Regions from separate parts of the Homo sapiens genome. Here all the other regions are linked to region 1. A link is a contact called in ENCODE Hi-C data. All regions are on one chromosome and are shown on one strand. Each heading gives the region's core, a stretch centred on a gene start or an enhancer-like site at or near the end of the contact. The rest is flanking DNA. Distances are from core to core; before and after follow the strand shown.

What was found. A loop is a pair of places that touch in the nucleus more often than their neighbours do. Pooled maps may share reads with other maps.
Region 2: a map of B cell shows a loop between it and region 1 (14-fold over the local background). The contact joins the promoter of CHCHD4 here to the promoter of OXNAD1 in region 1. A Hi-C loop is called at or near these places in 2 of 168 maps with a recorded cell type or tissue (B cell and ascending aorta) and 14 of 50 pooled maps.
Region 3: a loop to region 1 is called in a map of CD14-positive monocyte, with 10 times the contacts of the local background. The contact joins the promoter of XPC here to the promoter of OXNAD1 in region 1. A Hi-C loop is called at or near these places in 1 of 168 maps with a recorded cell type or tissue (CD14-positive monocyte), 2 of 37 single-sample maps with no recorded cell type and 11 of 50 pooled maps.

The regions. Positions count from the first base shown.
Region 1 is chr3:16,262,859-16,267,344 of GRCh38, reverse strand. It overlaps OXNAD1 (oxidoreductase NAD binding domain containing 1), which reads right to left and starts at 2,133. Exons shown (of 9, transcript NM_138381.5): 1 at 1,840-2,133. It overlaps DPH3 (diphthamide biosynthesis 3), which reads left to right and starts at 2,402. Exons shown (of 3, transcript NM_206831.3): 1 at 2,402-2,576; 2 at 3,116-3,190. The coding sequence starts at 2,469. RefSeq lists an enhancer at 2,261-2,570.
Region 2 is chr3:14,122,120-14,126,119 of GRCh38, reverse strand. It overlaps CHCHD4 (coiled-coil-helix-coiled-coil-helix domain containing 4), which reads left to right and starts at 1,250. Exons shown (of 3, transcript NM_001098502.2): 1 at 1,250-1,465. The coding sequence starts at 1,444. TMEM43 (transmembrane protein 43) reads right to left here and starts at 1,068. Exons shown (of 12, transcript NM_024334.3): 1 at 915-1,068. The coding sequence starts at 926. RefSeq lists enhancers at 434-723, 156-890, 824-1,023, 891-1,625, 2,394-2,493 and 2 more and silencers at 1,214-1,773, 1,784-1,833.
Region 3 is chr3:14,176,487-14,180,972 of GRCh38, reverse strand. XPC (XPC complex subunit, DNA damage recognition and repair factor) reads left to right here and starts at 2,372. Exons shown (of 16, transcript NM_004628.5): 1 at 2,372-2,507. The coding sequence starts at 2,405. LSM3 (LSM3 homolog, U6 small nuclear RNA and mRNA degradation associated) reads right to left here and starts at 2,156. Exons shown (of 4, transcript NM_014463.3): 1 at 2,092-2,156. The coding sequence starts at 2,112. RefSeq lists enhancers at 2,063-2,112, 2,213-2,562 and a silencer at 2,613-2,732.

The DNA of each region.
Region 1 (4,486 bases), core at 884-3,383:
CTAATTTATATTTTTAAAGGACTGCTCAAGTTGCTGTGGGAAGGATAACAGAGGGAGAGGGGCAGGAGTGGAAGCAGGAAACCCAGTTAAAAGACTCTGGTCTAAGATTATAATAAGGTAACAGCTACAGAGATGGCAGAAGTAGATGAACATGACATATATTTTGGAATTAGAGCCCCAAAACTTGCTGATACATTAGGCAGGGTGTGAGAGGACACTGACAGAGAAAAGCCAAGAATGCCTCAATAAGCATAAATGCACTGAAATTAAGTAAGTTCAAAGAACAATCATGACATCTGTCAATTTAGAATCTTAGGTGTCACTGAGGAAGAAAAAGGGCTCCTCTTGCTCCAACAGGCAAAGACACCTTAGTGGTAAACAAGTAGTATACACAGAGTATTTGACCGGAAATCAGCGGAACTGGGCTCAGGTGTGACTCCTTCCTGCTTTCTAATCTTCAGCAAGTCTCCTCTTGCCATTTTAACATTACCCACGCCACCTCACTGGATTACTGAGAGGAATAAATAAAATGTCTACCAAAGTACCTGGCAAGCAACAGTGTTACTAAAATCAATCCTAATACATTGACCCCTTCTCTTCCTTGTCAAACAACCTAGAGAGGTGGAGGTTTGGTATTGCCAATAAACAACTCCTTCTGGCCTGATATACAACAGCACTCATCAAATATAGTTTGCATTATACAATTATGACCTACTTCTTTTTTTTTTTTTTTTTTTTTTTTGAGACAGCGTCTAGCTCTGTCGCCCAGGCTGGAGTGCAGTGGCGTGATCTCAGCTCACTGCAATCTCTGCCTTCCAGGTTCAAGAGATTCTCCTGCCTCAGCCTCCTGAGTGGCTGGGATTACAGGCACACCACCACACCTGGCTAATTTGTGTATTTTTTAGTAAAGACGGGGCTTCATCATGTTGGTCAGGCTGGTCTCGTATTCCTGACCTCGTGATCCGCCCTTTTAGGAATAAATGTAAAGTTTAGTAGTCATTGTAATGTTTTCTTCAAAAGTGCACAGGGATATATTATGTATATGTGTTACGTAAATGTAAACTAAATGTTATATATCATTGCTGAACCAAGTAAAGCTCATAATTTCCGTGCAAAAGTGGAACATTACATCTAAAAAGGATCTTATATCATCTCTACTCCAATCCTTTCTTAGAAGAGGAAATAAGGCCCAAAGAATGTAAATATCCAGTTGCCAGAGGTAATCAACAACTCAAGATTCCGATCCCAGATCTTCTCTCGAAAGTGCTTTTTCACTACAATGCATTTCTTCTCTACTAAGATATTAAAATGCCTAGTAATTAAGTAAGACCCAATGTAATCGGTTTTACCAAAACAGGCACTAGCACTGCTTTCAAGACAAAAATGCCTTTTATCTGCATTTCGCTTCAAGGCATACATAGGCCTCACACTGATAAACCTGCCTACTGACACCATTTCTTTCACAACGAAAAAACTGGTACTCACATAAGTAATTTGTTCCTGGGCTTTGGAGACAGACAAGCTCTTCATTATTTCCCAGGTGTATGATTTTAGTCAAGATGCCCAACTCTCTGTACCTCAGTTTAAAGATTAATAAAATGGAATAACATGTAAACTCCTAGAGTTGACAATTCCACTTAGTGCAATAGCTGGCACATAACTTCCCAATAATAAAAGGTGATGTTATTACTATTACTAAAAATCATCGTCGTTAATAATGTTATAAGCCTGGCAAACAGAAGACTAGAACTCAATCCCTGCCTTCCAGGGCTTGGTCCTTTCAGCAACACAATTTAGGGTATTTTAAGGCGTCTGGGGTGAGGAAGAAGCGGAATGTACCTGCAGCCAGGAATTAACAAGCTGACCGTCGCCCTGGGCTCAAGGTCACTCGGTGAAGCGAAATTCTACGGGAACTGTTCGTCCGTCACCAGGAAGGGAGGTCGAGGAGGCTAAGCTGCTCTCGCCTCCCCACCCCGCCTTTCCCGAGGGCCGGGAGGCTGCTACCTAGCACCTGCTGCAGCCTTCAGCGGGCTATTTAAGGCGTTAAAGCAGACGATAAGAAGCAGGGAAACTTTCCCCGCTGGCACCTAGCTTGCAGACCCGGCCACGTTTAGTTGCAGGCGCCTGGAATACTCCGCGGTCCCAGACGTGACGTAGCAGCGCGGGCGAGCCCCACATTCTATTGGTCGCTGCCGCCCAATAGGAGGAGCGGTGCGCGACCCCGCTGAGCAAGCTTTCAGTCTTCCCAGTGTCTCCGCCCCTAGTTCAGCCATCTCCATGGTGACCGCTACCGGTTATCCATTTGGCCGCGCAGGGCGGAGTTGCGTCATTGCCTATGCGCCGGAAGGGCTAGTCCTTGCCCGGCGCGACCTGATGATGCCGAGCCCAGGCCGGTTCCGGCGAAGTTAAACCCTCGGAGCTGGCCTCGGACTGCTGGGGCGTTACCCCTTCGGCCACCCCCGCTGACCATGGCAGTGTTTCATGACGAGGTGGAAATCGAGGACTTCCAATATGACGAGGACTCGGAGACGTATTTCTATCCCTGCCCATGTGGAGATAACTTCTCCATCACCAAGGTAACTTCAGGGTCCCGCCCGGCGGTTCACCCAAGCAAGCGCAGTTTGGTTCCGCCCGTTCCTTCCATCATTGGGTAGCCTTTGCTGCGCTGTGTCACCCACGCCCTCTTTCCCGTTGCTGAATCTTCCTCCTCCCGCGTCCCCCCACCCCAACTAATGCCCTGAGCTCTCTCGGTAGGCACGCAGTTCTGGCCTTAGATTAGGTCAGGGAGAGGGTGGCGGAGAGCCTCTGTCTCTCTGCCCGATCCCTGCCTTAGGGTCCCAACCTGGGATATTTCTGTCGAGGAGGGGACTCGTTTTTTGTTTCCCAGGGCTTTTGGGGCGACCGAAGCTCGCCTGACCTTCCTAGGTGTTTCCCCTAAGTGACGCTTCTAGGGGAAAATGATGTCGGCATTTCTCGCTGAAGGCCCTGGGGTTCTCACCCACCTTGGGGGGAAGGCAAGCCACCAAGAGACTTGCATCTAGGGGTGGGATAGGTTTGGGGGAGGAGATGGCGAAGAGAAGCTATCCTGACCACATGGTATTTGATTTCGTTGTAGGAAGATTTGGAGAATGGGGAAGACGTGGCAACGTGTCCTAGCTGCTCTCTCATTATAAAAGTGATTTATGACAAAGTAAGGGATATAATTTTAAAACGGGGGAAGGGTATTGTAAGTCAGTGGCAAGGACTTAGATCAGCTTGTCAGTGATGAGTGCAGGAGAATGTTTCATTGTGCTAGGTAAAGTGCGGTATTTTTTTAGGCAGGTTTTAAACACCATTGATAAACAGCCGAATAGTAAATTAAAACGTTTAAAGTTCAGATTACGTAATTTATTTTAGCTTTAGAGATAAATCTAGCTTTAGTGAAAATTATTATTTATTAAATAGAAAGTATATAGATTATTTTAGTGGACAATTTTTTATATTTCTCTTCTATTTAATATGTAATTAAAATTGTTTAGAGCTGCTAGACTTACTTTGAAGGGAACAATTGTATGGTATTTCGTGCTGGCTTATACACAGAATTCTGCATTATCTTGTTTGAGATATAATTCCTAGGTGCAGCTTTACAATTTCATTTTAGTCTTTAGTTGCCCTATTATCTTTCACCCAAGGATGTTGACAATAGAAAAAAAAAATGTTATTACTGCCCACTCCTACCCAAAGTTTTGTTCAGTACTTGGAATGGAATCTTAGGTAAGGACCTTAACACTCTCAAGGATGAAGTCCAAAATGAATATAGGGAAAGTGGGGATGAGGCACAGAGCCTCATGAGAGAAGCGGGCTATAATTTAGACTATAATTTAGAAATATAATGATTCATTCTTGTATTAAAATGTGCTCTGCAACAGAAAGCAAACGGTAAGGAAGATCAGGAGTGCTGGTCTGGGAGGAAGTTGCAGTTTTCCATAGGGTGATCATGGCAGGCCTTACTGAGAAAGGCCTTAATAGGTAAAGATTTGAAGGAGGTGAGGGAGTGAGCCATGTACATATGAGGGTATGAGGTAAGAGAGTCGAGCAAAGGATCGTTCAGTGAAGGGGACCTAAGACAGGAACATGCCTGATTTTATCAAGGAACAAAAAGGAGGCCAGTGTGACCAGAGCAGAGCAGGATGAGAGTAGCGTAAGAAGTTGTGGATCACTTTAAGGACTTAGGCTCTTGTTGTGAGTGATATAGGGAACCATTGGGGGATTTTTGAACATAGGAGTGCTATGATCCAACTTAAGTTTTTTAAAAAATGATTCTGGCTGCTGTGTTCAGAGTAGCCTATAGAGAGCAAGCATAGAAACAGGAAAACCAGTGTAATAGGAGGCTATTACACTAATTAAAGAAGGAGATGGGTGGCTTGGACCTGGTTACAGCAATGGAAATAATGAGAAGTACTTAGATTCTGGATACGCTTTGAATAACTGATTGGATATAGGGTGT
Region 2 (4,000 bases), core at 1-2,500, 2.1 Mb after region 1:
GAGAGGACGCTTGGGGACAGAGGCGGTGTCTGGAAATAGGGTGTGACAGGCAAGGGGAGAGCTGCTAGGACACTCTACCAAAGCAGGAGGGAGGGTGTGTCTGGGGCTGGCTGGGCTCCTAAGCGGGCCCTAGAAGCACTTTCACAGAGGAGGGGAGAGGTGAGTCACCAGCTTCTCCCACACCCAGCGCCCTGGTAGGAGGCGCTGCTTGTTGAATGAATGTTGGGCTTAAATAGTTTCCCGAGAAAGGCTAGTTGCAGGGAGAAGAGGCCTTGAGGGAACAGCCCTCAGCCAGGCCTCCTCCAACCAAATCCTTGCTAGGGGGAGGAGGGGCCCCGACAGTAGAGAAATGCTCCCTCTCCCCCAACTCCTTCGCTCCCAGCCCAGCCTAAGCTTTTTGGAGCATCACAGACTCGGTTTACAGAGACTCCCTAGGGCGGAGAGCTCTCTGCCCGCCTGGACAGCCCTGTCTGTCCATTGCTGGACAGCTCCACTTGGGCTGGATCGCCTTCCTCCCTCCCAAGGGACTGGCGCCCTCTCTGAGGTCGCGTCCAGCTCTCATAATGCGCAAGTTTCAGGGCCCCAAGGTACAGGAGGGAACTGGGAATGCAAGGAGGGGCCGCGGAGAGGCGTACAAGCAGATCCCAGTACGGGAGCAACACCTCCGAGTCCGCCTCCGCACGAACGCCGAGGACGAGGCGAGCCAAGGAACACGGACAAAAGAAGCCTGGACAGGCCGCGAGATGAGCAGAGGGATGAGCTGGCGAAGGCACAGACACGGCGAGCAGAGGGAGATGCGGGCCTAGCCGCACGGAGGAGCTCCAGGCGGCGAAATGGACCTAGAGGACCCCGGGGAAAAGCCCCAGGGCGACGGGGAAGCCTGGGTGTGGCCCGGCTGGCCCGGGGATACTCACATTCGCGGCCATGGTGGGACCCGGCTCGCTGCCGCCGCCTCGCGCTGTTCAGCTAGGAAGTGGGCTGACGACTGGAGCGTGGTGTCCAGCGGCCTCTTGCCAGCCCCAGCTTCGAAAATCCGCGTGGACTCCAGGGCCAAGCGGGACTTACTGCAGTTACCTCCCCCTGTGCCCAGTGTTTCTGCGCATGCGCGCGGCGAGACGTCCTGGAAACTATACGGTCCGGGACATTGCAGTACCTCATTGATGCGCCTGCGCACTGCAAAGCTTTCGGGGAAATGTAGTTTCTACTGCCTGGAGAGCTGTCGAGGAGCGCGCGACCTGCTGGGAAATGTAGTTTCCGGCTGAGGTTGGCCTGGCCGCGGTTGCGAGGGCGCCGAGGCAGGCGCGCGGCGGGCAGGCCTGGGAGGGGGCGGGTCCGCGCGGGCTTCGGAGGAGCCCGCCCTGCCAGAGGAGAGGGAGGTCACGGCGTAAAGGTGCAGCTGCCGCCACCGCCGCTTCTGCAAGGTCTCAGGGACGGGCTGCAGCCATGTCCTATTGCCGGCAGGAAGGTAGGGAGGGCGGGCTGCCACGGAGACCGGCCTACGAGGGCCTGCGGGAGACACGCGGGCCCCGGCGCCCCGCGACCACGCCGGGCGCGGGCCACCTGAGGCGCGGCCCAGGTGCCCACCCTGGGACACTCGGAGGCGGGCCGGCTGGGGGGTCGCTACTCCTGTTTTGCGGATGAGAAAACCGAAGCTCTGGGGGGAACGGGGCTGGTCCAAGGTCACAGTGAAGCCCGAACCCTGACCTCAGAGGGGCCTGTGCGTAGGAAGTCGTAAACTAGGTCCGGTTGGGGCACGGGAAGTGCCGAGCACGTTGCGTGTGGCTCGAAACTGGGAATGTATGGTGGTTAATTATCACTACCGCTCCTGCCATACCCCACGTGTTTACATTTTGCACGCGCCTTTAAAAGGCGCGTCCCGAAAAGTTGCCACTCGGGGTAGCGTGTGCTGTGCTGGAGTGCTAGGAGTTCCACTAACGGGAATGTTTTTGAGCCCCCTGCTACCTGTCAGGCACTGTTCAAGGAAACTTGCCTGGCTTGTCTCACAGATCTCGCTGCGACCTTTGTAAGTCAGGCTCTGTTGTTGGTCACATTTTACTGAAGAGTAAAGTTAGACACAGGAGACATGGCTAAAGCCACTCAGCCAGCAAATCGTGGAGCTGGGGTTTGAGCCTGGGCATTGTGACCCCAGAAGAGCCTTATCCAATCTAGTGCCCAGTGGATTGCAGGGAGAACCCTGCCTACCTCCCACCCCAAAGTTGAGCTCCGACCACCTACTGCTTCCTTGATGTTACTCTACCCAAGAGCTCAGAAGTACCCGAGCCACAGGTCGGAGGGCCTCCCCACACACTGCCACAAACTGGCTCCTTGGCCCTGAGCTCCCACCTAACCCCTCCAGGCCCTGGTATCCAGTGTTGTAAAATGAGATGTTGGGCTTCATTGATACGGCAAATACTCATGAAGCACCTTCTCTGCGCCAGAGAAGGGGGATGGATGGTTATAAAACTACAGAGAGAGTTGGAAGTCCCCCAGAAATTCTTTGGTGAATACTCCAGCTCCGTCAGTTAATTCAAGCAATCTGAAGCCCAGAGAAGGAGGTGGCCTACCTGTAGTTACACATCCAGTTAGGAGACTAGCTCAGCCTAAAATTCTGAGCCTTTTCCCTGGTGGCGCTGTCTGCTTCTAGAACCTCTCCTCCTCTGGGTCGTAAAGCCATAAGACTCACTCTTTAATGAGTACTATTATATTTCCGCTGATTACTACTTAATGTGTGCCATAAGCAAAAGTCCTCTGCCCTCACCACTCTTGTTTTTAATTTCGAGTCTTTCTCTAATTTACTTCATTTAGCAAATAATTTTTGAGCCTTTGGGTATAATGAGGCTGTGCTGATAAACAAGACCCTCCTCTTTGAGGATTTACAGGAGGCAGTTTTCTCTGGAAAGGGGAGGCTAGGTCCATCTGCCTCCAAAACATGGAGCCCTATCTTTTCCTGCTTCAAAGATCTCTCTTAGTTCGGAGAGGAGTGAGAATTGAAAGCACTCACTTATAGGCCTTCCTTAGTATTTATCTTGTGCATACCACTGTCCCCGTAAGAAGTCCCTAACTTCCCCCCCTCCGCCCCCCACTGATCCTTTATGCTTCCCATAGGATTTTTAAAAAATGATCCCAAACTGCTTACTGTATCAGAGCTTATGTGATCTGGCCCTGTCTGCCTTTCCAGCCTGGTCTCTTCCCACCCTTTTGCTGCCCAGCCTCTAGCCTCTTGGCTATTCCCTTGGTTTGGTATATCCTGCCTTCAGCTCTTCCGTGGCTGACTCCTCATCCTTTAACATTTAGCTCCAATATCACCTCCTGACCCTTTGTGTCTTTCACATCCTGAACTGTCTGAAATGACCTTTTTTATTTTTTGCCATCTTACTTCCTGCCTGTCTTCTCGCACTAAGCTGAGAGCATCAGATGGGCTGTGGAATCCCCAGCATCTAGCACAGGGCTTGGTGTACAATGGGTGCCCACATCTTTATTGAATCATGCATTTACCTGCCCTCTGTTCTGAGTGAATCACTTGCCTGTACAAGTTTATTTCAGGGGTCCACCTGCTACCCAGCCTTCAGGTTAAACTCGTTGGTTTGGCATTCAAGGGCTCTCAGCCTCGCACCTGGGCCTTGGGCTAGCCACACTTCTCCTGTGTCAGCACCATAGTGTTTCTTTCTTAGTTTCCTCTTTCTAATGCAGAGCCTGCCAACTCCTGTTCAGTCAACAATTATAGAGCACACGTGATGTGCCAGCCATTGGGCATATAGTGGTGAGCAAGGTGACACATTCTCTGCCCTCCTGGCATGGTGGAACAGATTGCCATTAAAACATCACCAGACAAATGCATGATTACAGACTGTCATAGGTGACATGAAGGAAAAGCCCAGCATGCTATGATCGTTTAGTGAAAGGCTCTATGGGGTCTGAGAAGGCTTCCTGAGGCTTCAGACATCCTTTTAAATGCCACTTTCTTAAGAAAACCTTTTGCAATCCTAAACACGTGTGAGCG
Region 3 (4,486 bases), core at 1,123-3,622, 2.1 Mb after region 1:
GGCTGAGGTGGGAGGATTGCTTGAGCCTGGCGAGGTGGAGGTTGCAGTGAGCCAAGATCGTGCCACTGCACTCCAGCTTGGGCAACAGAGTGAGACTCTTGTCTTTTTTTTTTTTAAAAAAAAAAAAAAAAAAAAAAAAAAAAAAAAAAAAGGCAAGCAAGCACTGGCTTTGGAGTCAGGCAGTCCGGGTTCAACTCCTGGCTGTGACCTGACATTTATGAACTGAGATTAAAAATCATGCCATCTGTAATTCTCAGATTCTTCATTTGTAATTGAGAAAGCCACAACCTTCTTTCTGGGTTCTTATGAGGATTAAACTAGTTAATGCATTTAAAAACAGTGCCAGGAAAACAGAAAATATTAATATTTAGAAATGGTTCCTATTGGCCGGGCGTGGTGGCTCACGCTTGAATCCCAGCACTTTGGGCGGCTGAGAAAGGCAGATCACCTGAGGTTAGGAGTTTGAGACCAGCCTGGCCAACATGGTGAAACCCCATCTCTACGAAAAATACAAAAATTAGCCAGGTGTGGCGGCACGCACCTGTAGTCCCAGCTACTTGGGAGGCTGAGACAGGAGAATCACTTGAACCCAGGAGGCAGAGGTTGCAGTGAGCTGAGATCACGCCACTGCACTCCAGCCTGGGCGATAGAGTGAGACTCCATCCAAAAAAAAGAAAAGAATAGAAAAAAAAAGGAAAAGAAAAGATTCCTATTAATATTATATTATTACAGAACTGCTGGAAACATTGGTTTTAGAGGTCAGGGCTAGGATGACTTGGGGTCACCCACATGGAAGGGATGGTTGCAGCCGCTAAGAGTTAGAAAGATTATTCAAGGAGAGCTTCTTCAGTAAGTACACAAGGCCAGTGGAGGAAGGTAACTGAATTGGTAACAGGCTCTGAAGATTCAAAAGGCCTGATGAGAGAAAAAAATAACCTAACTCAACTGGTCCCTATGTCCCTCAGTTCAACAAGTGTTTGTTAAAGGATCAGATAACCAACTGTTAGATTACAATGATAGAGAAGTCACAATCCCCACCCTCAAGGAGCTCATTCTACTGTGGAGAGGCATACAAATAATTATAATACTGTAAGAATATGCACATGAAAAAGCCCTACTGCTACCTAAGCCTCTGTCTGGGATGCCCACTGTCTGCTCTTTTCATCCTGTAGCTTTAAATATTGGCTTCTCAAAGAGGCTTCCTCTGATCATCTAACTCATTCACTCAAATATTTTTTGAGTGTTTCCAGCACTGTTCTAAACCCCAAAGACAAAAGAATGAACAAAACAAAATCCCTGCTCTTATGGCATTTACATTCTAGTGGGGAGAGATTCACATTAAACAAAGATGCATACATTTAATATGAAAAAATAACTCTCTATGAAGAAAAATGAGGCAGGGTAACCAGAGTAGCGGGAGTGCTATTTGGGCAGAAGTCCTCTCTGAGGAGGTCAGATTTCAGTAGAAAGTTTAAGTTGTGGCATGATCTCCAAAGATATTTGAGGAAGAAAAAGACCAGGTGAAAAAGCTTCTAGGACCATCTGTTATTCTGCATACCAGTTCCTTGTTTCCTTCACAGCACATCACAGTTCCTGGAAGTCTTACATATTTATATTTACTTTTATCTGTTCTCCTCGCAAATATAAGCTCCAAGTAATGGCAAGGATCTCTTATATGTCGATGTCAGTGTCCCTGGCCCTTAGAACAGTGCCTAACCATACAAAGCTGATGTTCACTCTATCTGCTGAATGAATAAATAATTGTTGCGCTCACTAATGATAACAACTCCTAACTTTATTACCTGGCTTTCTATTGGAATCCTGACAGCTCCATGAGGTAGCTAAGGATAATAATCTACAGATTTAAAAAAATGAAGCGAAGAGTGTGAGAATAGTCATCAGGTGGGCTTCTAACAGGAAAAGGTCTCAGGGCCTACGGCAAAATTCGGAGGGGGGGTTACGGAAAGGACAGGGTGGATTAGGCCATGGTGACTTGGAGAGAGGAGGCACGACTGGCCATTTTTCCTGAGTCTGGAAAAAGCAGCCTAGTACAAGAAGCTCCTTCGAGCGACCTCCTTAAAATACACTTACCTGGTCTACGTCGTCCGCCATGTTTCAAACCCTGCGCCCTTTCCCGCCTCTCGCGAGAACACAAGAGCAACGTCAATCTCCGGAAACGTGAGGATACAATACACCGGAAATAGAGAGAAACCTGTTGTGCTCTTTCCTGCTTCCCGCAGTTTTTTAGTGGCCACGGGTATGGGGTGGAGCTTCCTTTAGGGGCGTGACTAGGCCTCCAACGAAGGGGCGTGGCCAAGCGCACCGCCTCGGGGCGGGGCCGGCGTTCTAGCGCATCGCGGCCGGGTGCGTCACTCGCGAAGTGGAATTTGCCCAGACAAGCAACATGGCTCGGAAACGCGCGGCCGGCGGGGAGCCGCGGGGACGCGAACTGCGCAGCCAGAAATCCAAGGCCAAGAGCAAGGCCCGGCGTGAGGAGGAGGAGGAGGGTGAGAGCGAGGCCCAGCGGGCTTCGCGGGAGACGCCGCCGGTGGGCGGAGGAGGCCCAGAGGCAGGGCGGGAGTCCAGACGCGGAGGCCTGGTGGAGGTTGCTGCGCGCGTTCCGCGCCGTGGGGGCAGCCCGGCAGGCTGCGGCCGGCCCTCCCCGCTGTCCCCGCGTCTTTGTCCTGCGCACCCAGAGCGGTTTCCCGCGAGCTTCGCCCGATCCAAGCTCCTGCGTAGCTTTTTTCCCGCTCCCCGTTGTCCAGAGGATACAGATGTTCAGGGTTGAACTCGGAGAAGGCAGTTATTTGTGTCCCAGGAAGACAGACGGACGGACCAGGACGTAGAGTGATGCAGTGTGCTGACTCCCGAATGATAACTTCAGCTGAGTCTCACCCAGAGTTCCACAGTGGGATCCCACCTGACTTCCCCTCATGGATATTTGATAGGCTTCTTACATTTGTCATGGGCAATGCAGAACTCATGGTTTTCCTCTTTAAATCTATGCTTTCCTCCGTTTTTCCAGTCTCAATACTTGTTATAAAGCAAAGCCCACCTTTTTCTTATGTCCACACATCCAGTCCGTCAGCAAGTCCAGTCAGTTCAGCCTCAAGAGTGTATTTCAAATTTGTCCACTTCTCTTCATTTCCATGACCACAGCCCCTGTCCAAGTCATCATCACCTTTCAGTTGAGTGACTGCAGTTTCCTCTTTACTGGCCTCCCAGCTCTGCATCCAGCAACCCAAATAATCTTAAAAAAAAAAAAAATCATGCCCTGCTCCTGCTTTAAACTCCCCTTGGTTTTCCATTGCTCTTAGCTTAAAATCCAGTTGTTTTATCCTGGCCTACAAGATACTACATGTTTTGGCTCTTGCTACCTCTCCTGTTTCTCTTACCACTTGTTTCCTTGCCAGATACCCTCCTTATTGGCCTCCTTTCTCTTCCTCAAATATGCCAAGTTATTCCTTGAGTCTTTTCCTTTGATGTTCCTTCTGCCTAGAGTGAACCCCCCATGGCTTTTACCAGGGCTGATTTTTTCTATTTCTTCAAAACTCAAGTTAGACATTCCTTGAGCAAACTAAGGTGGTCCTTCCCAGATACCCCGCGGATACTAAAACCTGTGATGCTCAAGTACCTTATATCAAATGGCCTAGTGTTTCCATGTAACCTATGCACATCCTCCGACATACTTTAAATCATCTCTAGATCACTAATAATACCTAATACAATGTGGATACTATGGAAATAGTTGTCATGCTGTATTTTTTAAATTTGTATTTTTTTTCCCGAAATATATTCATCTGTGGTTGGTTGAATCTGTGGATGCAGGGCCCGTGGATTGGTAGGGCTAAATGCTAAATAAATATTTTATTTATTTTTTATTTTTTTCGAGACAGTGTCTCACTCTGTCGCTGAGGCTGGAGTGCAGTGGCGTGACCTCCGCCTCCTAGGTTCAAGTGATTCTCCTGCCTCAGCCTCCCGAGTAGCTGGTGTTACAGGTGCCTGACACCATGTCCGGCTAATTTTTGTATTTTTGTATAGATGGGGTTTCGCCATGTTGGCCAGGCTGGTCTCAAACTCCTGACCTCAGGTGATCCGTTTGCCTCGGCCTCCCGAAGTGTTGGGATTACAGGCATGAGCCACTGCGCCCGGCTAGTAAATATTTTAAATAATTGCAAAATGCAGGCTGTAGAAGGAATTTCTGGGTCTCCTGAAAAAACTGGGTAGATTAGACTAGGTAACCGGCAAAGGCTATCACACTAGATTCTGTTTCTATACCGGTTATAAATTCATCATCCATTAGGAAATAGTGAAATGGTAATAATTCGTAAACTTAGGAGGTGATTTACCTCATATGTAATATTACGAGTTCCATTTTATTCACTCATTTACTCATTCAAATAACATCTTTTGAGTATCTACTATGTGCTGTACATGAATGAGGTGACATGAGAGATAAACATATCTTGGAGGATCATAGAGTAGT